2 separate regions of the Mus musculus genome follow, and region 1 is linked to region 2. The links are chromatin contacts, found by Hi-C in ENCODE. All regions are on one chromosome and are shown on one strand. The core of a region is the stretch at or near the end of the contact, and the rest is flanking DNA. Distances in the headings are between cores, read along the strand shown.

What was found. A loop is a pair of places that touch in the nucleus more often than their neighbours do.
Region 1: a map of heart shows a loop between it and region 2 (12-fold over the local background). The contact joins two enhancer-like sites. A Hi-C loop is called at or near these places in 32 of 37 maps with a recorded cell type or tissue (CH12.LX, CH12F3, ES-E14 and 10 more).

What each region holds. Positions count from the first base shown.
Region 1 is chr6:37,350,079-37,353,170 of GRCm38, reverse strand. The region is part of intron 8 of Creb3l2 (cAMP responsive element binding protein 3-like 2); the gene reads left to right. Among named protein-coding and RNA genes, the nearest start is that of Dgki, 52 kb to the right of the region's middle. Within about 2 kb of position 1,295, at least 1 of the 3 ENCODE cell types and tissues checked has a DNase peak (open chromatin) inside an H3K27ac peak, as active enhancers do; it is heart, where a contact is called at or near this core.
Region 2 is chr6:37,095,933-37,099,082 of GRCm38, reverse strand. Dgki (diacylglycerol kinase, iota) reads left to right here. Exons shown (of 34, transcript NM_001081206.2): 4 at 1,457-1,531; 5 at 2,779-2,835. Among named protein-coding and RNA genes, the nearest start is that of Gm52857, 190 kb to the right of the region's middle. Within about 2 kb of position 1,547, at least 1 of the 3 ENCODE cell types and tissues checked has a DNase peak (open chromatin) inside an H3K27ac peak, as active enhancers do; it is heart, where a contact is called at or near this core.

The DNA.
Region 1 (3,092 bases), core at 46-2,545, 250 kb before region 2:
TAAAGTCCCTAAGCCTGATTCTCCTGGAAATGAGTTTTAGGGCTGGACAGGGAGGCACTGGGATGTAGCGTTATTTAATTCTAGTCACGATCATGCTTATTAGTTTAAAAAGGCAGCATGGTTTTATAAGCCTGCTTTGAAAAAATTAGTGATTTACATTTCAGTCCCATTTTGAAAAATTAGCTGTGGCTCTTAACTGATGAATTCTTTTGACGTTTTCTATGTCGGTCACTGTTTGGGCACACTGTAGATCTTAACTCACTAATTCTCAGGAGATGGTGTGAGATTATCCCTGTTACATAGATAAGTAAGGTCCCAGGACCCAGGGGACTTGCCCAGGAACACTCACCAGCTTAATCCCGTGAATTTCCGTAGAGAAGTATCCTATTGGGTGTAACTCTGGTTCAGGAGCAAGGGGTTTGGATGTGGTAAGACACTTCACCTCTGATCCAGAATGTGTGTTCATGGGCTCACATGGTACTCACTTGTGTTCTGAAAATGCCCAGAGTCAAAGAATCCTGTCACCCTTAGTAAAGTATAGGCCCACTGAATTATAGGTCCAATACATCATGCAGATTAAAAACTTCATTTGGAGCTAAGAAAATACGAATCAGCCATTACGGGGTCAGCATTAATGCCTACTAACAAAATGTCAAAGGCTACACGGTCTGATTAGATCTCTTCACATGCTTTCAACAGCAGCTTTTACATTTGAAGTCCGAGTCCTGTACCTCTGTAGGTTTTTGTTACAACAGCAGGCTGAGGACTTGAACTGTTGTCTGTGGCCATCAGCTTAGTTCCATCTTGGTAATCCGGAAGAGCACTCAGGTGCCCTTTGCCTGACTCCTGTGTCCTCAGACCTCCAGACAAGCTCGTCCTCTCCTTTCCCTGACGTTACCCCACCACCCCTCCCCCACCCGATGGAACTTCCTCCATCAGGATTCTGGTTTTGCTGCTCTTCCCTGCCCCTCCCCCATCTTCTGCTGAGTCCCCATCTCCATCCGACCACCTTCTGACCAGCAGAGGTGACTTCAAGGCTCTTTTGGCTCTTTGAATCCTGCATCTCAGCCACTTCCTTAGCGTTTGGTCTCTAGCCCTTCCCTTGCTGCAGTGGATGCTCTGTGTATGAACTGATTTGGCCCTGAGCTGGGGAACAGGTAGGAATCCTGTCAGCATTATCCTTTCAGTTTGTGTCCTGGGGCCTGTCTGTCCCGGCTCTGCTGTTAGGCCTCCTGTTGGCCACACGGGTGCAGCAAAGCCTCATCGGGGCTGTTCTGGGACCAAGAAGTCTGTTGAGGAGGAGGGCTCACAGGCCACTTGGCCTGGGAAGAGGTCTCCTCCCCTCTCCATCTGGTGGCACTTGGCTTTGTTTTATTTATTCCTTGATTATCATGAACATTTAAAACTTTCTCCCTGTTTTCGCTTCCCAAGTGCTGGGATTTCGGGTGTGCACCCTCACAACCAGACTGGAACGTTTTGTTTTTGTTTTTGTTTTTTAGTTTTGCTTGTTGGTTTAAGTCAGGTATCCACACATCCAAAAGTTGAAATCGGCAAAGCGTCCACTGAAAGCCCTCGGCAAAGCGTCCACTGAAAGCCCTCTTATCTTTAACATACAGATTTTCTTCCATGTCTGTATTTCTTAGTACAGAGTCCAGCCAGTCATCCCACTGGCCTCCAAGCCCGGCATTCCTGTGGTGCCTGTTAGACAGGCCCGTGTTTACTGTGGAATGCTTTGCCTAGTTCTGAGTTTCCTATGACTTCCTTTTGAGTCCCCGCATCCTCCTCAGGAGGTGTGTAAACACTCATCTTCTGCTTATCATCAGTTTCTAGTAATTACCTAGATAGATCAATACATAAGGAATTTAGAAACAGCTCTACAGACTCCAATCATTTCTTCTTCAGTTATTAGCGGGGCATTTATATTTAATAAAGTTGTGGAGGATTTATGCATGTATGTGCATGTGGCTGGGGAAGGAATGGAGGCCAGCAAATTGAAATCTATGTCTTGTCTATTGTTCTCCCTCTGTTTTCCTATGGAGTCGACCCTGTAGACTTGGCATTTCTGTAGACTGGCTGTTCAGGACTGGCTGTCCTCATTCCCTATCACTCCCAACTCCAGTGCTGAGCTACCTAGAGCATATGGCCACACCTGTCTTTTAAAGGAGCATCAGCTCTCCATACTCTTCATGCTTGCATAGTAGGCCCTTTGCCCTTGGGCTTGAACCATGAGGTGATGTATGTCTATAATCCCACTGGTGGGAAGCCAGAGACAAATGGGTCCCTGGGCTCACTGACCAGTCAGCCTAGCCTAACTGATGAGCTTAGGCCAGTGAGAACTTGTCTAAAAAAGCGAGACGGACATCTTCTGAGGATGACACCTCTGGCACACACACACACACACATGCGCGCACACACACACACACACACACTCAACATATAAAGAATACATATGTAAACCTCAAAATTCTTTGATTTGGATCTATTATTACTTTCTGGGATACTCCGTATATGTGTGTGTGTGTGTGTGTGTGTGTGTATTATGCATATTTCTTAATTAAAAACTTTTCATTGAACAACGTACACTGGACTTGTTCTCCATGAATATGTTTACTGAATCCTCGTCTGAAACGGTTTCATAACTCCCTCCGGACGCTGGTCTTTGGCCCTTCCCCAGCAGTGGCTGACAGTGAGTATAGTCAGGGCTAGTATTTTGGCACTGGACAAAGCAGAAAGGGTTCTGCTTTTTTTTTTTTCTTTTTCTTTTTCTTTTTTCTTTTTTCAGAAACCATAAAATCTTAGCGGTTTATTTATTCATTCATTCCTACCGTTGTCAGTTGCCTATAAGGGAAGCATGCAAGGATAATTGTTTATAATCATAAAAACAACACATTTGAACATCATAACTGCAATATGTATTTCCCTATTATTATAAATCATTTTGTAATTTGATGCACTGTGGTTATTTTCTAACATACTTCTCATAGACTTTTTTTTTCCATTTTTTATTAGGTATTTAGCTCATTTACATTTCCAATGCTATACCAAAAGTCCCCCATACCCACCCACCCCCACTCCCCTACCCACCCACTCCC
Region 2 (3,150 bases), core at 298-2,797:
TGATCCACTGGGCTCCACTGTCCTTCCTCAGGGAAGCCAGCCATCAGTCACAGGTTGCCAGCAGTCTACACTGACACCTTCCAAATGCACAAGCACTCCCAGCCTTTCCCATGTGGGCTCTTTGATAATCTCTGTTATTATGAGTTTTTGTGCTCAAAATAGGTTTGGTGTAATATTTATTATAATATTTAATATTTATTTGGTAATATTTAGTTTATTAATATATATATGTATGCATATATGTATATTTATGTGTATGATGCTAGGTTCAAAACAGCTGTGTCTTAGCATGAAAAATAACAGCTAACCCATTAAATGATTTGTTATGTGGTTCCAATTCATCACCTAAGGGAGGCAAGCACTGGTTTGAAGAAGAGCCTGTTGAAGAAAGTAACTGTTTACAGTCTTTAGAAAGTTTAAGATCCTCACACACTACATGCTGCATTTGCTGCTGTGGTAGTTACTACCATCCAACAGAATTATCCCGGCAGGCAGCTCTTGCTCAGGCCTGTCCTTGTAGAGGCCTCTGCACATCCCTAGGCGATGCTGGCAGGAGTGACATCAGAAGCCCATACGGTCATCTCTCTACGTGCACCATGTTCGAGTGTTTAATCATTGGAGATAACATAGACCCCAGAAAGCTTTTCTCTGTGAATTTAAACGCGTGCCCAAAATCAAGGCTAAATTTGATGGCACTTAGGAGCCAGACACATTGGGTGTGCTGTGCCCTAATGGGGCGATCTTGGACCGGTCACTGGCTGCGTGTGGGTTTTCTTACCTGTGAAGCAGGGATAGATAAGGGCTATCCCTACTTCACAAGGCTGTAAAGGTTAAGTGAATGACCATCTGTGATGTGCCTGTCAGGGCATAGAGCAAGACCTGTATTCTAACCAGTGGCCCACGCTGTCCTTGTTGCTAGTGGTTTGTTATTGTTGCTTCCTGGGTGTGAATCCCGACTTGTAATCTCGCTCCTGAAGATTTGGGTAGAAACCCAAATAGCACCGACGAGATTTGTGCCTAGAACAGAAGCTTAAAGCAACCAGTCATGGAGATGCAGCCTCCGAGAGTATGGGTGGAATGCTTGTTTTGTACATAAGAATATTGACTCTGTCCCTCAAGAGTGAAGTTGGAATGTGTGAAAAAGTTTGAAAACGTAAGGACAGTGCTTGCGTTGTTCAGGCGTAGCACTTAAAACTGGTGTAACAGACTAAAGACCTTGGTTTATGTTATAAGCCCTCTTTGTAACAGGTATTGCTGTTATATTGCGAAGAAGCCTGTCTAGGCCACTGGTGTGCCTGTGGGTAGTTACCTTGACATGTTTAGGGGTTTTCAATTTGCTTAGTAACAGAAGCACTTACAATTTTGCTTAATTTAAGGAGTCTCGCGTTCATTCCAGGGAAGTCTCCAGAACAGCTTGCTAACACTTCTCTCCTGTATTTTGAATTGAATGTTGTAGAAATCCGCTCTCAGGAGGAAGTGTGCCGTCTGCAAAATCGTGGTCCACACAGCCTGCATTGAGCAACTAGAGAAGGTAAGCGAGCGCCACCTGCTGGCGAGTGTGTTGGCTTCGGTCACTTACCAAGATCTGGTGTCAATGTCTAACTTTTTAAAAAACAAAACCAAAAATTGTTGAGTTCAGGATGACTTACCAGAATAACAATGAAAAGACAATATATAAAGGTCAGCCATGGTCTTGTTTTCCTGGGTTTAATTTGATATTATGTTGCATTGAACTTTGGGAAAGCTTGGCAACACTTACAATAAGCCTTTTAAGATTGTAGCTTCCATATGTTTCTCTCGGTGAGTTCACATATTCCTAAAGGAGCTCGAAGGGAGAGTTAGCCAAGCCAGCCGAAAGCAGCTCCCAGATGCTGCTGCAGACCTCACGGGCAGCAGTTTTTGCTGGTGCAGCATGAAATGTGTGGCTAAGCCAGGAGTGGCATCCCAAGGGTGGTGTCTTGTCTCCAGAAGTGGATTCTGAACTGTCTATTCATTTACCATCTGGGGGGAAGGGCAGAGCTCTGCGAGAGAGCTGCTTGCTGCTCTCATTTATAATTCCTCCTCCGTGTCCAGGCGAGACACTGAGTGGGATCTATATTCGTGCGCTGCCCTTGGCAATCACGGTGGGACTATTTTAGCTTTGTACAATGTTTGCTTAGCTTCGCCAGCACCTCCAGCTGCTGTCAACCTATATCTCACAGCCATGCCTAACACTTGGACTAGATTTTTCTCGTCTGCACTCTACTTCACTTTATACAGGAGCAAAAGAGCTCACGAGGACACTTCTCATCCACAGAGCAAGGCAGTGCTGAGTCCTTTTACAGGGAATATCTGTGCGTGTGTTTGAATGGTTATCACAGCAGTTAGGACTTCTCAGGTTTATATTTTCTACTTTAAAAAAAAAAGCAAAAAAAAAAAAAAAAAAAACCCAACTTACCCGGATGACTTCAGCTGCCATGTACTTTACCTGTGACTTTGGTCTCCATTTTTCCAGATTCATGGGCTAAGAACGTTTTTGTTTGTTTGTTTGAAGTTAGACTGCATGGATGAGAATGCAGGACTGCCGACTGGAGGTGTGAAATGGCACTGTACCTCTGTGGATCGTCTAGTGAGATGCTTCGGGAGAGTAGGAGCAGGCTAGAACGGATTCCTTATTCTTCCTGGGCTTGGTTTATAGCCTTCATGTCTACCACTATTGGTTGCTTTCTGGTCTCAGGTAGCTCTCTTCAACCTGTTGCTCGTCACTAACATTAACATACTTTTCTCTTCAAATGGCAGATTAATTTCAGATGTAAACCAACATTTCGGGAAGGAGGCTCCAGATCGCCAAGAGAAGTGAGTTTTGTGAGTTGTTTCAGAGAGCACCTTGAACTCTCCTAGGTTCACCGAATCTCCCAGGGATTCACCTAGGATTGACAAATGAGGTCTGTCTCCCCTCATTATACAGCAGTTTCTTCTTAATGTGTCAATAAGGACAAAGAGTCTCCAAGATTCTTCGGTATACTGTACTTTATTCTGTCAGTGGAGTGGGTTTGGGAGCCAGAGTCTTAACGCATGAAATGGAAAAGTGGGGTTGGGGGAGTTCCCCATTATTCTAGACAGTTTAGAACTAGGGTCTGAGTTGTACTCTCTAGTCCACAAAAGGAGGAT